Regions from separate parts of the Homo sapiens genome. Here region 1 is linked to region 2. A link is an interaction called in ENCODE POLR2A ChIA-PET data of the cell type or tissue named here. Cell type or tissue: PC-3. All regions are shown on one strand. Links, peaks and the distances in the headings refer to the core of each region. The heading gives the core; the rest is flanking DNA.

Evidence for each region. Peaks named below come from ENCODE experiments on the same cell type or tissue, not always from the same donor. Only the 100,000 strongest peaks of a DNase experiment are listed, where the experiment ranks them.
Region 1: POLR2A ChIA-PET joins it to region 2 with 11 read pairs; 3 of 35 experiments call an interaction of 5 or more read pairs at or near these places.

What each region holds. Positions count from the first base shown.
Region 1 is chr15:100,837,547-100,845,883 of GRCh38, reverse strand. It overlaps the pseudogene PHF5AP6. Among named protein-coding and RNA genes, the nearest start is that of GCAWKR, 8.0 kb to the left of the region's middle. In PC-3, for the core only: no CTCF peak of the experiment used is centred there; a DNase peak (open chromatin) is centred at 4,223; H3K27ac peaks cover 2,933 bases.
Region 2 is chr15:100,729,643-100,737,979 of GRCh38, reverse strand. The region is part of intron 1 of LOC105371024 (a long non-coding RNA gene); the gene reads right to left. Among named protein-coding and RNA genes, the nearest start is that of GCAWKR, 120 kb to the left of the region's middle. In PC-3, for the core only: a CTCF peak has its summit at 1,121; DNase peaks (open chromatin) are centred at 4,599 and 5,139; H3K27ac peaks cover 2,098 bases.

The DNA of each region.
Region 1 (8,337 bases), core at 209-8,208, 110 kb before region 2:
TGAGGGGGCTTTGGTGTGTGGAAGCTATCAAAACAAGAAATGTGCACATTTAGTCTTGTAACACTTACCTGGCGGTGCTGGTTTCGTGTTATTTTCCTTTAAAAAAATTGGGGACCCCGCACGGTGGCTCAAGCCTGTAATCCCAGCATTTTGGGAGTCTGAGACGGGTGGATCACTTGAGATCAGGAGTTCGAGACCAGCCTGGCCAACATGGTGAAACCCCGTCTCTACTACAAATACAAAAATTAGCCGGGTGTGGTCTTGCGCATCTGTAGTCCCAGCTACTCGGGTGGCTGAGGCATGAGAATCTCTTGAACCCAGGAGGCAGAGGTTGCACTGAGCGAAGATCGCACCACTGCACTCCAGCCTGGGCAACAGAGCAAGACTCTGTCTCAAAACAAACAAAAAATGCTATCACATTAATAAAGTTGGTGTTTATTTTATTTTATTTTTATTTTTATTTTAAAAAAAGAGTTCTCTTAGGTAAATACACAGCTACTCTGATTCGAGTCTCAAATGGGACCTAACCATGAGCCAAAAAGCAGAGTGGTCAGATGATTTCTGATGCACCCCCTGCTGTCTTTCTGAAAGGCACAGTGGCAGGATGCCTGAGTGTCCGGGCCTCTGCTCCTGGAGGGGTCAAGAAGCAGCCCACGCTCAGATACTTTCTGGCCCCTCCCTAGGGCCACTTGCACACCTCTCTCTCCAGTGACATGAAAGAACCTCCCTGAGAGGCCAGAATCAGACATCTGTGACCTGGGCCCTTCAGGGGTAAGTCTTGGTCAGCAGATGCAACCCTCTAAAGTGACCGACTTTATCTGACCTTGGGACAATGGGTCTAAATGACCCTGGGATAACAGCTAAGGGTGGCTCCGCCTAGGCAAGGTGTTGTCCCCATGTATCTTTCCCAGATTCGAAGGCCTCTTAGCCCTTCACTTGATCAGGTGGCAGAGACCTCACACCAGGCAAACAAGCTGTTCACACTGTGGACCACATACCCTCCAGGTGTCATCTGAGGTCATGTGGTCATGCTTAGAAAACATCGCTCTCACCGGAGCACCCGACGTTGTCGCGTTAGGAGTGGGCCCACATTTCACTCCAGCAATCCAGCCCTGTCTAAAACATACCCGGACAGCTCAGGGCTTGGGGAGCATGATTTTGATTTTCCTTGTAAGTGACAAATCCTTGTTCTTTGAGGGCGGGCTTCATTTTGAAAACAGTTCTAAGTCACTCAGATCTGGTGTAGAAATAATCATAGTAGGTAACACCATTTTTGTTTTCTTTAAAAAAAATCTTTTGAACGTAAGCAAGGTAATGAGATCACTTTTTTTTATGAGACTTATTAACCTTTTTTGGTGAGGTTTATTGGCAAGGTGAGTCCACATTCTGCAATTCCAAGCATGTTCCAAAGCTGCATCGTGGGAGCGGGAGTCCAGCCACCCAAAGGGGCTGCTTTGAAAGGCAGCACCCGGAGGAATGTGCGGATTTGGATCCAGCTGTTCGGGACTCAAGTCTATTCCATGCTTTTCCAACACAGCTGCGCTCTGACAGAGGCACCCACTAACTGGGTCCATCCTACGTCCTGGCACTTCCCCACACAGTGACCTGCATGCTTGTTAGTTGCATCCAGGTTCAAGAAGCATTTATCTAAACAGTACATTCTGTAACTTATTACATGTCATCAGTCAATCAGCCAGAGATCATAGTACGGAAACTATTTGAATTATTTTCTGCTTTCCTTCAAAATACTGTCCCAGGGCTGTTGTGGGTCACTGACATTTACAAATTATCCTCACATCAAGAATTAGAGAATACTTTGGACTCAACCAAAAACAAAACCAACAACAACAACAACAAAAACCACCAAACGAATCCTCACTGCAAACTCTATTTCAGAGGGTCTCCGTAGTACCAGCGTCTTCTGGTACTAGGTCTGTATCACTAACTTCTTTCTTGCTAGTTTCCCATTATCTACGTTAAAAAAAAAAAAGAGCATGTCCCAGTTAAGTGACTTGTGCTTATTTTTGTGAACATAACTCTTGTTGCTAAAATAGGACAGGGTAAAGCTGATGGTCCCGCTGTAAAATATGAAAAGTTTCCAATTTCTTCTATTACCTGGTAAAATGTTTCCCTTCCAGAGAGACAGCTAGAATTTAGCTGTCCAGCAAGAGGACTAAGCAACTTCTCTGCCAGAGGGTGGTTGAGCCCTCAAACCCGTGCTGCCGACTTTAGGTTGTACATGTATGTATTCTGGGGAATGTGTGCAGGATTCTGGTTTGGCTGTATTTCTGGACGTTATTTATGTCAGTTGAGTCACGTGGCAAGTTTGCTATAGCCGGTCTTCAAAAACGTGGACAAGACTCTGGTTGCCTGGAAAGTACAATGATGATGAAAGAAAGGGAAATAGGCTCACACCATAAACAAAGCTAGAAACAAGGAATTTAGTGAAAACATAGAAAATATGTTGTGCATGTGAACTGACTCAGGCCAAAATTAAACAAACCAGGCAGGAAGAGAGAGACTTTCCAGCTCGCTGAGGGTTTAAGGCGGCCTTCTCTGATTGTTATCTGCTGCTGATTACCTGGTTTTGAAGGTAAAAGCAAAATGTGCTCACACCTCCGAGGATAACAATCCCCTCAGCAGAAACTCTAGCACCAAATCCAACCCTGGCGCTGTGGCTGCAGAATTTCACTTTTCGCTTTATCTCTGCTGTCCATCTGGGCTGTCAGGCCTGTCACATACCTGCAGCCTACAGCCTGGAAACCAGGGACTTTGATGTTCTAAAGGACGCTTTATCTGGGGTAATTTTGGCCAATTCTTACGTTATTGTGTAGGATATTCAGAGATGCAGAGAATGAGCGATGGCTTTGTCTGCTAAGATCAGAGCAATTTGCAAGCTTTACTGAGGGACAAGGTCTCATAAAGGAACTTTTGAGCTGGAGTCTGTCAACACCACTGAGAACTGGCATGACATCAAGCTCCATGATTATGGATAGCTTCAGCATCAGTGGGCAGAGAGAAAGGCTGTGGGCATGTGGAATTCCTCCTAGCCAGAGCAGGAAGCCTTGCAGCTTATGACTGGCTTCATATTAGATTAATTTTTTTAATTAAAAAGGTAATCATATACATGGGAACAAAGTCAAATTGTACAATGGAAAACAAGTCTGTCTCCCATCCTAAATTCCTTGTTGAGTTCTCCTCTCAGGAGCAGTCATTGTTGCCCAATTTATGTGGGCGTAAATAATCTAGGAGTTCATCAAGCATGGTCCTACTCCAGCTTCTACACAGAAGGGAGTGGCACCACCATACCCTCTGTCTCCTGCTCTGTTCACGTAGTATCTTGTAGGTCATTCTTTAACTGTGATAATGGCTATGTCTTTTGTGTTCTCACTATGTCCAGAACACCAGGCTTGGTATTTGTACCTATATTTGTAATCCTCTCAACAGTTTATGAGGTGGGTACAATTATGAAGCTCGTTTTACAGATGCACAAATAAAGGCATGGAGGGATACATGACCTGCCCAAGGTCTCCAGTCTAGAGAGGCCAACCCAGGATTTTAACCCCAGAACCTGTTCAAGACAACTACCAGTGTTATCACCCTAGAGGCACCTCATTCTTAAAAACCAATACTATTATATCATACTTCATAGATACAATAGAAAGTATAAGGAGTATGTAGTATTTTTTTTGAGATGGAGTCTTGCTCTGTCACCCAGGCTGGAGTGAAATGGTGTGATCTCCGCTCACTGCAACCTCTGCCTCCCAGGTTCAAGTGATTCTCCTGCCTCGGCCTCCCAAGTAGCTGGGATTACATGTGCCCGCCACCAAGCCCAGCTAATTTTTTTGTGTTTTTAGTAGAGACGGAGTTTCACCATGTTGGCCAGGCTGGTCTCGAACTCCTGACATTAGGTGATCCGCCCACCTCGGCCTCCCAAAGTGCTGGGATTACAGGAGTGAGCCACCGCACCCGGCCCAGGAGTATGTAGTATGAAGCACAGTAGTAAAATAAAAAATTGCAGGGGTTCCATATACTCTCTTGCTGTATAAAAATCATTTTACTCCGCATGTAATAATATCTAAATAATATCTCATTTTGTTTCTCTTCTCTTCTTTTTGAAGTAAAAATTATGTCATAGTTCCTCGTTCATTTTCACCACTCTGTTGTACTCCTTTGGGTGGATGTATCATAACTTACTTAACCAGTCTAACCGATGGGCATTCAGAATGTTTGAATCATTTGGCTGTTATTTGTAACAACCATGACCCTGCTTCTATATATGTCTTTGCATACCTCTCTGAGTATCCTCAAGGATAAAAGCCCAGGTCAAAAGCCCCAGTCAACTGGGTCAAGGGCTAGATAGGGCTAAGTTTGCCATACAAGGAGTTACACCAATGATCTCTTTCACAGTTGTTGAATGAGAGTCCTGCTTCATCACAATAGTTGGTAAAGTTAATTTTTTTTTTGTCCTGGCCAGTTTGAAAAGTAAAAGCTTTCTACTTTTAAATTAAATAACATTTATTTAATTATGATTGAGGTCAAGTAGCCATTTGTATTCCATTTGTACATGAAAATAGCCTCACTTATTTATCTGTTACTTGTCTTTTCTTATTGAATCTCAACCGATCATTACAAATTGTGGAAATTAGCACTTTCTCTATATTATCTGTGACAAATGCTTTCCCGCAGATTGTCATTTATTTTTTAACTCTGTTTATGGTAATTTTTCCTAAACAGAATTATGTGGTCAGATTCATAACTTTTATCATGTTGGAATATTATGTTTTATGTAGAAAGCCCTTCCAAAAACACTCAAGGGTCTTTTTTTTTTAATGTTCTCAAGTTTTACTCTAATAATTTGGCAGTTTTATCTTTCGTATGTGTTTAAATATTCATCCATCTACTAGAAGTTTTTGATTGAATGAAATGAGATAAAAATTTTTATATTACTTTTTACAGATTGCTACCCTGGTACCCCAACTCCACTTTTGAATTATCTACCCTTTTACCCACTGATTTGAAATACAGTTTTTAAAAATATTATTTCATTTTTTTTAAGACAGGATCTCGCTCTGTCACCCAGGCTGGAGTGCAGTGACACGATCACAGCTCACTGCAGCCTTGACCTCCTGGGCTCAAGTGATCCTCCGATCTCAGCCTCCCGAGTAGCTGGGACCACAGGCACGTGTGCCACTACAACCAGCTAATTTTTAAAAATTATTTATAGAGATGGTATCTACCTATGTTACCCAGGCTTGTCTCAAACTCCTAGGCTCAAGCAATCCTCCTGCCTCAGCTTCCCAAAGTGTTGAGATTACAGGCATGAGCCACTGCACCCAGCCTGAAATACAGTTGGATCATACATCAAATTGTTATATGCATTTGGCCTGTTTCTTTACTCACTGCATGATTCCATTGATCTTTTTGACTGTTCACACATGAAAACCAAACTACAGCTCTACAATATTTTTAAATTATTGCTCTCTTTAAATTATTGCTCTTTTGAGTTTTCACAGTTTTTCTGGAAATGATCAAATGTTTATTTTTTTCTGCGTGAATTTTTCTTTAGCTTGTGTAGTTAAAAAAGGAGGAGATCCTATTGATATTTTTATTGAGATCACATTAGTTTAGGCAGAATTATTTTCAGCATTTACAACACTGATGTTTTCTACCCAATAATAAAGTAGTTCCCCCATATTTTAGTCTTCTCTTGTCTTTTGGTATCATTTATAAAGTATATTTATATAGGACATGTGTATTTCTTAAAAATTATAGTCCCAGATATTCTTTTTTTTTTACTCTTTTCTTCCATTATATTTTCTAGTGAGTTGCTGCTTGCACATGAGAAGCTACTAATTTTTGTTTAATTTTGTCACCAGGGATCTTACTAAGTCTCTTAATTGTTTACAACAGTTTTTCAGTTGATTCTCCTGTGTGAGTGTGTATTTGAGGCATACTATTGTATGATCTGCAAATAATAAAACATTTACTTCCTTCTCAATTTTTTTTGCATTTTTTTCTCTTGTCTAATTATATTAATGAGTAATTCAAATACAATTTAGAATTGTTGTGGTAATTGTGAGCATCTTGATCTCTTTCTTGACTTCAGTAGAAATATTTTGTCATTAAACACAATTCCGGCACCTGCACATGTGTGTAAAATCATGATAAATGAGTACGTTCCTATTTTATTAAGACATTAAATGTGAATTGTGTTGAACTTAATGCTTTTTCTTTTGTTTTCTTTTCTTTTTTTTTTTTTTTTTTTTTTTTGAGATGGTTCTCGCTCTGTCACCCAGGCTAGAGTGCAGTGGTAAGATCTTGGCTCACTGCAACCTCCACCTCCTGGGTTCAAGCAATTCTCCTGCCTTGGCCTCCCTAGTAGCTGGGATAACAGGCGCCCACCACCATGCCTGGCTAATTTTTTTGTATTATTAGTAGAGAGGGGTTTCACCATGTTTGCCAGCCTGGTCTCGAACTCCTGACCTCAGGTGATCTGCCCGCCTCTGCCTCCCAAAGTGCTGGGATTACAGGCATGAGCCACCACATCCAGCCGAACTTAATGCCTTTTCTAAATCTATGGACAAACTAATGTAGTTTTTCTCTTTTCACCTACTCCATGTTATATTAGTAGATTTCCTACTTTGGGGCATTTTCCCATCTTAGATTGAACTCCATGTTGGCTATGGTGGATTTTTCTTTTAAAGCATGGTTGGATTAGAGTTTTTTTTAACTATGTTCATGGGTGAGATTGGTTTATATTTTTCTTTTGGGAGGCATTCTCAAATGTTGTTATCTCTCTCTGTGTGTGTGTATATATATATACATATATATATATATACACACACATTTTTATTCATAAAAATAATTGGTTAAATGGAGCACAATATCTTGGATTGAATCTGGGAACAGAAAAGGATCATCAGTGGAAAAAGAATGGGTGAAATCCAAATAAAATCTGTAGGTTAGTTAATAGTTCTGTACCATTAATAGTTTCTTAGTTTTGACAAATGTACTCTGGTTATAGAATACATTACCAGTACGGAAAGCTGGGAGAAGGCTGTATGGAAACTCCCTGTATTATCTTTGCAAGTCTTCTGTAAATCTAAAAGTATTCAAAAATAAAAGTTCTGAAATAAAACATACTTCGTAAGATTTCCTTCTTCATTATTCATAGCAGTTTCAATAACATTGGCGGTATCAGCATTTTGGATGGTTGATGAAATCCGTTTACAAAATCAACTGCGCTGAGTGCTCCCTTGAAGTCTCTGCTATGTGAACTACTCTGTTTCTATTTCTCTCTTTTCATTTCTGTATTTAGTAACTTATATCTTATTAGAAAACCATGAGGTTTTCATATTTATTTCTGCAAAATTGAGCAGGGTAATCATTTATTATTTTAAAATTTTCCTTGCAGCTGAGAATTTTCCGATTTCATACCTATTTTTTTTTCTTTTTGTGGTTTTCTGCCATTTTCCTTGATTTGGTTAATTTTTCTCCTTTTATATTTATTATCTCTCCCTGCAATTTTCTCAAATTTATTTTATTTGTCTTGCCTTAATTTTTTTTTTTTTTTTTTTTTTTTTTGAGACCGGGTCTCACTCTGTTGCCCAGGTTGGAGCGCAGTGGCGTGATCTTGGCTCACTGCAACTTCCGCCTCCCAGGTTCAAGAGACTCTCCTGCCTCAGCCTCCCTTGTAGCTGGGATTACTGGCATGTGCCACGATGCCAAGCTAATTTTTGTATTTTTAGTAGAGATGGGGTTTCACCACGTTGGCCAGGCTGGTCTCGAACGCCTGACCTCAGGTAATCCACCCACCTCAGCCTCCCAAAGTGCTGGGATTACAGGTGTGAGCCACCACTCCCAGTACTTTTTTTTAGTTGAGTGTATATACTGTTAATTTAAGTACTTAAAGCTATGAAATTCCCTCAACATATTGCTTTAGCTATATCATATAGCTTCTGATAAATGTTTTTGTATTATTTTTATTTCATAATATTCTGCAGTTCTGTTTTCTATTTTATTTTGGACCTGAGTTCTGTATAAGAGAAAATTTAAAAGTTTTTAGGGATCTGTTGCTTTTAAAAGTAACACTCGCTAGATTGGTTATTTTTATTTTTGAACAAGTCCTTACAGTGAGTAACCACTGTCATTTTTTTCTCTATGAATATTTTTATTTGATCATGAATACTTGCAAAACAAAAGCAGACATACAGTAAAATTCTTTATCTTCATTTCTGCCATATCTTCCCACACTTTAAAAAGTTCAGACTTCTTTTCCTAGCTTATTTGATTTTACTTTCATAATTTATCAGAGGTTGCATTGGACTTTCAGTT
Region 2 (8,337 bases), core at 153-8,152:
TTGACCACTGTGACCCTCCAAAAGGCTGGGAGCAGGACATCCTGAAAATCAAACGAGGTGAGGCTAAAAATAATGTAGAATTGAGGAGTCTTCAATTAAGCTGTTTTGTAAAATGAGTCTAATGATTGATTTCTGCACAGCTGATCAGACAGGTCTTGAGGTTTATTCAGTTCTAGCGATAAGATGTCTCAGTACCCTGTTGGTGTGTGTGTGTAGTGGGGACAAGGAGGTGGCCTACTATCGTCATATCTGGTGTGTTTGCTTCCCTGGAGGTAATCGTCACTCAACAGAAAGTAAAGCTCAAAGACCCCAAAAGTCCTAGATATCCTCAGAGCTATTAATTGTTTTTGTTGTTGTTCTGCAGTAGAACCAGAAAAGTTGGTAAGGAAAGGTCTGGAAGAGGGAGTTCCAGCCTCCAGGCCCTGCCTCCGATGCCAGACGCGCTGTAGAAAGGTGTAAACTGCTCCACAATCCCACGCATGGGGAGAGAGATCCTGTTACCCTGACTTGCCTTCAGATCACCTCATGTTTTCTGAAAGCTGAGCTGCCTGTCATTTTGTCGGGACTATTGTGACCGCAGAGGCCTCTGAATCGCCCACTTGGCAGGACTCGCCAGGCTTCTTGCTAGCCCAGCCCAAGGTTCCCCGCAGGGGTTCACTCCACCATTTAATTATATGTGGTTTGAGAAGTCTGCGGTAATCCTCTGAAAATGGACGGCCTTTTTGTTCTCCTCTCACGGCAGAGGCTCCTAAAACAGGCCAACCAATCTTCATTGGTTCTGTAAGCAGTGAGGGGCAAGGATAACACAAAGGTTCTACCCAGGTTCCCAGCTCCCGGGGAACGCGTGGCAAGGGGCACAAATATCATCAAGAGGTAAGGGGTCCCCACCCATAGGCGCTCAACACACAGCTCACAAAGTGGAAGGCTGGGAGTCCAATCCAGCCTACAGACACTTAGTCTCTAACAAATTTTGATTTTTTTTTCTCAATTTGCTTGGAAATTTTAAGAGTTAAAACATTTTACATTAAGATCTGTATTTCTGGCCTCTCTTGAAAAATTGGGAGACTTAGCAGCTCCAGGCTGCATTCCCCAGGGCAACTGGGAGCTGGAGCTGAGGAATCATCGCCCCCTTCAGACAGGGCAGTGGATCTCAGAGCGTGGTCCTCATCAGTAGCAGCCACATCACCTGGACAGTTGTTAGAACTGTGGAGTCTGAAGGCCGGGTGGGGTGGCTCACGCCTGTAATCCCAGCACTTTGGGAGGCCGAGGTGGGTGGATCACAAGGTCAAGAGATGGCCAACATGGTGAAACCCTGTCTCTACTAAAAATACAACAATTAGCTGGGCATGGCGGTGCGTGCCTGTAGTCCCAGCTATTGGGGAGGCTGAGGCAGGAGAATTGCTTGAACCAAGAAGGCGGAGGTTGCAGTGATCCGAGATTGCGCCACTGCACTCCAGCCTGGTGAAAGAGCAAGACTCTGTCAAAAAACAAAAAAAGAAAGAAAAAGAAATGTGAACTCTGAAAAAATCAAACTTGCAGAAGATGAGAGTAGAATGGTAACTACCAGAGACTGGGGACGGGGAATGGGGATGGGGAGATGTTGACCAAAGGGGTTCACAGTTTCAGCCAGACAGGAGGACTAGGTTTTTGAGATCTATTGTATGATATGGTGACCATGGTCAGTAATAACGTAATATATTTAAAAATTACTAGAAGAATAGATTTCAAATGTTCTCACTACAAAGAAACGACAAATATGTGAAGTGATGGATGTGTTACTCTAGCTTGATATAATCATTCCACAATGTATACATGTATCAAAACATCGTATTTTACCCCATAAGTATATGCAATTGTTATTTGTCAATTAAAAGTAAAACTTCAAATTAGCATGCATGGTGACATGCGCCTGTACTCCCAGCTGCTTGGGAGCCTAAGCCCAGGAGGCGGAGGTTGCAGTGAGCCGAGACTGCGCTACTGCACTCCAACCTGGGTGTCAGAGTGAGACTCTGTCTCAAAAACAAAAACAAACAAACAAACAAACAAATCCAAATAAAGAAGAAAGAGAAATGCACGTTTTCAACCCCAGAACCACTGCCTCAGACACTCCGGCGTAGGGCCCAGCACTCTGTGTTCTGACAAGCCCTGCAGGGAGTCTGATGCTTGAATTTGAGGATGGCTGAGACCGAGCCTGGGTACTGTTTCCAAAGTGCCCACTCTGCCCTGATGCCTACTCCCAGCCTGGATCTACATCAAGTGTTGATGCTACCAGCCTCTGTGTTTGTGACCCCTAGCTTCACTGCTTTTGCATTTTGTATTTTGCATTTGCATTTTGTATTTGTACTCCACTCAGCTGGAATAGTTGGCAGCAATGTGCCTTGTTCTCTGCATACAAGGGGTGATGGGAGAAGGCTCTGATGTGCCTCCAGGCCAGGCTACAAAGTCAAAAGTCAAGCAGCAAGCGCTGAAGGCTCAATGCATGAAGACCCAAAAGAAGCTGAAAAGAAGAGAGGTGGCAGGAGAAGACCCTGGATCGATGCCACCTGGATCTAGTCACTTTCATCCCCCACCCTGGGGCGCCTTCTCACCCATATACATGTGACTTGGTGCAGCTGTAAGTGGCTATGTGCATATTTATGTGTTTCTAATATTTGTCCTGAGTTGTGCATTTTTCTGCCTGCTCTTCTGTCTCTACTTCAGAAGACACTTCCCTCTCTACAACCCAGGGCAAGGGTTGGGCCCTTACATCCTCTAAGCCCAGGGGTCTGCTGGGCAAAAATACTCACGGCCACCACAAAGATGGAGTGGAGCTGATCTGGCCGGGCTCTCAGCAAGAGGGCACAGAGGAAAATGTAGGCAAAAGCCAGGAGAGCTGTATGGACAGCTGTGGTGTCAACACTTGGCTACCTGGATCATGGCTGCCACTGATAAAATGGGCAAAAAAATGACAGCCCACTGGCTTGAAAAGGGGAGCAGAGCAGGCCTGAGCTGCCAAGGTCAAGGACAGGTGGGATTTGCTGTAGTGCCGCAGCCTGGCCATGGTGCTTGGCACAAAGCAGACACAGCCTAAGTATTTGCCGGAAAGAAGAAATAAAACAGTGTGGCACTGAAGTTGGGCTGAGGGGGCCCTGACATTTGCTCACTTACTCATTCCTCCATCTGTTCACTCACTGCATGTGGCGCTTTTGTACCAGGCCCTGCTCCAAGCACAATCGGGAGCCAGGGGTTCAGTGACACACTCAGCTGAATGGAGAAAGCAAAGAATTTCCATTAACACCTGCAAAACATGCAGGTGCAGGATGGGCTGCCAGGTGCCAGGAGCTCTCATGTCATTTCATTTAAGTGGCTGCTCCTTCCTCAGCTGATCTAGGTTCCCGCAGCATCACACCAACCCCCTAGGTATGATCTGGGTCTCCCCTGCTTGAGGAAAGAAGGAAGAAGATAGGAGGACCTAATCTGTGCCCATGTGGAGCTAGGAGCCTTAGACTCTGACTGCCCTGAGAGCGGTGGGCAACATATTCATTTATATTGGAAAGATAATAATTACAACGAATATTATATTATTATGGTAGCAGCAGCAGGAATAACAGTAATAGCTGCCTTTATTGCCTGATGTATTAATCCATTCTCACACTGCTATAAAGAAGTACCTGAGACTGGGTAATTTATAAAGAAAAGAGGTTTAATTGACTAACAGTTCCACAGAGTGTACAGAAGGCATGGCTGGGAGGCCTCAGGAAATTGGTGGAGAGTGGTAGAAGGGCAAGGGAAAGCAAGCACATCTTCACATGGCAGCAGGAGAGAAAGAGAGCAAAGGGGGAAGTGCTACGTACTTTCAAACAACCAGATCTTGTGAGAACTCATTCACTATCATGAGAACAGCAAGGGAGAAATCCTCCCCCGTGATCCAATCACTTCCCACCAGGTCCCTCCCCCAACATTGGGGATTACAATTCAACATGAGATTTGGGTGGGGACACAGAGTCAAACCGTATCACCAGAGTTCTCACTAAGATATAGGCCAATGAGTCAGGCATATTTTCTGCATTTGGTCATTTTCTCATCACAACAGTCAAAAGGATTAGATATTTTGATCTTATTTTACAAATGAAGAAGCTCAGTATTAGGGAGTTTGGGTGTCAGGCATCTTTTCAAATCCAGTGAGGTACAATAGAAGAGCCAACCCTATATAAGACACGGCAAAGGAAAGAAAACAAAATTAGAGTCCAAGAACCTAAGTCTAAACCTCACTTGGCTCTAGTAATTATTAGCTACAGGCCACCACATACAGCTGCCCAGGTTGTCTACTGCATCACAACCCCAGGAGATGCTTTTCACTGAGAGAGCAGTGTGAATGCTCTCTCAGGTTGTGCAACCTGGTGGCCCTTGTTAGTTCTATGGCCACCTAACCTCCTCTCAGGGTATCGTGAGGGTTCAAGGAGATGTCTGCACCAAGTCTTTGTGTGCAAAGCCTGTGGCTCCAGGGATTTCATACCTGTCTTTCCACTGGATGTCTTCTTGGTGGGGAATCTGCTGCAGGTCACCAGGATTAGCCAAGCCCTGGCTGGCAGAGACAAACATTCTCAGAATGTCAGTTTACTGCCTTCTGTGGAATGCGGCAGCCTGGAGACAAACAGGAACTGGAGCCAAGGACTCGTGTCTCTGGCCCCAGCTCTTCATTGTTAAATGCTCTCTTCACAGCCACGGGCTAACAGAGAAGCCACCAACAGATGGTTCTGCTTTGCAGCGTGATGGAAACTTAGGCCCATCCCCTCCTCGTTTACAGTGCGTGCCAGCACCAGCCATCCTTGTCACAAAAAGATACCCAAGAAACAGCAGAGAGCCAAGACTCTCATCAATAGAGAGCTGCAAGCTTCCCCCCATGGAGCTGAGAATGGGGTACTGAACAGGGTCTGAACCCAGCACAAACTCTTCATGGGATTTGGTAGCACTGGGCTTCTAGAGGGCAAAAGAAGCTTCCAAACAGACAAAAATATAATGGCAGGTTTATGTTCTTCCTGGAAAATCTGATGACAAGTTCTCATGGAATGAAAGAATTGGCCTAAAATATGACTTGGCTCCAGGTACAAACATCAGTGTTGGTCAGCCCAGGGATCCTAACTTAGCCAAGAACTGAGGAACCACATATAAGAAGCCTCGAGGGGCATGGTCCCTCCTGCAGTGCTGTGTCCTGGAATTCATCTCCAAGCCACTGTGACCTTTCTCCTATATTACCTTGTTGCTATTCCCGTGCACACAACTCTCACTGGCTTGTTTTTTTGCCCGAGGCCTTCAACAAGGCTCACCTGCTCTCAGAAAAGCACTATGGATACTAGGCTTGCTTCTCATCTAAGGATACCCCTGTTGGGAGGGAGCCACCAACACAGCATGCTGGGGCTGAGCCGAGACCCCTTCCTCGCAGCTGGTGGACTGGGGATGAAGACCCCCAAGCTGGGCCTGGGGATTTGGGGTTGGGACTTGGAAATGCCTGATAGGATTTGTCACACACACTTGAATTGAAAACATGTCAGCAAGGAAGTTCAAGGTTGAACAGAGTCTCTTTAAGGTCTGACCTTTGGTCTGCCTAGAGAGCCACGTGGACGGGGAAATGATAATGAGAGAAGGGGGCCCAGAAAGAAAGAGGGGAAAGGCTCCTTCCTGGATTCTCTCTGGATTTCCCATTCCTGGGTCCAGGTCTTCCTGAGCTGTCCATTCCTTTAGGCTCCCCATGTCCTTAAAATAAATGCACCCCATTTGCACACTTTTCTATTTTTTGCCTGTTTGAGAGGATCACCATTACTGGGAGGTGACAACTTGCCCTGACTTGAACCTCCAGCAGTCACAAAGCAGTGCAAGGATGTGGAAGCCCCAGTTTCAGACATCATCTCCCAACTTTATGCTTAAAACATAGGGCACATATGTGACAACTCCCATGACTGTTTAATGACAGTGAGGACATCCATGTTCCTCATCCTTGTTCATCTTTGCACTATCCTTTTGAGGCAATTGTTGTTCCCAGTTTACAGGTAAAAACACTGAGGCTCAGAGAGGTTAAGCAACTTGCCTAAAGTCACACAGCTTCTGCTAATTCAGTGTATTCCTCAACTCATCCTCCAGTGCTAGAGGCCCCTGGTCAGAAGGGCTTACAGAATTAACAAACCTTAACCAGAGCAGGACTCTGAGGAGTTTACTAGTCTCATTAAGGCCCTGACACATGTTTTAAATTCATTCATTTTCTCAAGCTCTGGGGAAAGCTTGCAAAAGCAGCCCAGTGGATGGCAGCTGTGGCGACAGATCACGTCCTCGGGGCTTCATTCAATGACTCACTCTCCTTGTCAGATTGAGCCCCTCTACTGCTGTGGCCGTTGCCTGGAGAAGAGGAGACGGCTCTGCCTGCTGCCGCCCCTGCCCTGGGTGAGAACCACCAGGGCAACCTGCCATAAATGCAGCTCTCCGGGTCCCCTCTAAGATGGATGGAATCAGATCCTACCAATGTCCATCCTACAATCTGCTTGTTTAAAAAGTGATTGCACAATTAGCCGGGTGTGGTGGCAGATGTCTATAATCCCAGCTACTGGGGAGGCTGAGGCAGGAGAATCGCTTGAACCCAGGAGGTGGAGGTTGCAGTGAGCTGAGATCACACCACTGCACTCCAGCCTGGGTAGCAGAGCGACAGTCCATCTCAAAAAAAAAAAAAAAAGTGGTTGCACAGAGCCTTATGTGCACTTGAACTTCAGACCTAAGTCACCATTTTGGAGACTTGAGGCCCATGTGTTCTCCAAGTGAACTGAAAGTCCTCCTTGTGGGCTTTCCCCCAGGGTTTCACTTCCATTCCTTTCCTGTCATTTCTTTCCTTTCCTTAGTGCTTTTGGTTCCTTGGAGCTACTGTGTGAGTGGGCCTGAGAGTGCTCGGGAAGTCAGATGAGGATGCTGCCATCACGCTGTCTTCCCAGCCATGTGGGAGGTCAGCCTGGGTGGTTCTGGAAATTTGCTACCCACTGACTGAGAGAGCAAAGACTGTCCCCAGGAAACAACTGGGTGACTCCCAGCACCTTCAGTGGGCCCTGGGCCCCAAAGGCCACTTTCCTGGCTGGTGGTCGCTGAGGGTTAACAGTGCCCCTGAGCAGTGTCACTTTAGAATCTTTATAAAGGCTGTGCTGGGCAACAGTCAAGTCGGCCGGGGAGGGCATTGGTTGAGGTTGTCTTGACTGTCTGCAAGGCTGAGAACACCTGAATCATCCATCTCAAACATGGGGGTAGGTGTGTAAACAGAAAGGGGGCCGGAGGAGTCCTCTGACATGCACCCTGCTGGTCAGCGCTGAGCCCAGGCCCTGGCAGAAAGGGCAGCCACCACTCAGCTCCCACTGATTGGGCCACATGGAGATGCATCCTGGAATTGAAAAGATCATCTGGATTTTCAAGAAATGGGAAATTCTGATTTTATGTGAAATTTCCCAACTTGTAATAAAATATCGGCATGTAATTTAATTTATAAACAACACCCTATACTGGCCAAACAAAATTATCTGCTGACTGGATGCGGCCCCCAGGCTGTCTGTTGTGGCCTCTGCTGTCAACGTTGTCTAAGAGGTAGTGGCTCTGCAAGGAGAGTGCATTGGCTTTGCTCAGACATGAACCTTCTGGTAGACAGTCTCAGCCTGTGGCTGCAGGCCAGCAGGGCAGAACCACCCAGGACACAGAGGCTGGGGTGGCAGGCACCAGAGGCTGAGCCATGGCTAGGCATGAGCTGGCCTGGAGAGCAGGTGTGGATAGGGACATCCGTTTATTCTTTTTTTTTTTTTTTTTGACACGGAGTTTCGCTCTTGTAGCCCAGGCTGCAGTGCAATGGCGTGGTCTTGGCTCACTGCAACCTCTGCCTCCTGGGTTCAAGTGATTCTCTTGCCTCAGCCTCCTGAGTAGCTGGAATTACAGGTGCACCCCATCATGCCTGGCTAATTTCCGTACCATTAGTAGAGATGGAGTTTCACCATGTTGGCCAGGCTGGTCTCGAACTCTTGACCTCAGGTGATCCACCCGCCTTGGCCTCCCAAAATGCTGGGATTACAGGTGTGAGCCACCGCGCCTGGCCTATTCTTTCAGCAAATATTTACTAGCTGCAGCATACGAGGCACTGAGATACATGGCAGCTTGTTAATTTCCTGGGGCTGCTGTAACAAATCACAACAGACTCGGTGGCTTTAAACAACAAAAATGTATCCTCTCACAGTTCTGGAGGCCAGAAGTTAGAAACCAGTAGCACTTGGCCAAAGTCAAGGTGTTGTTAGGGCCACCCTCCGGTGGAGGCACCAGGGGAGAAGCCCTTCCTCGCCTCTTCCA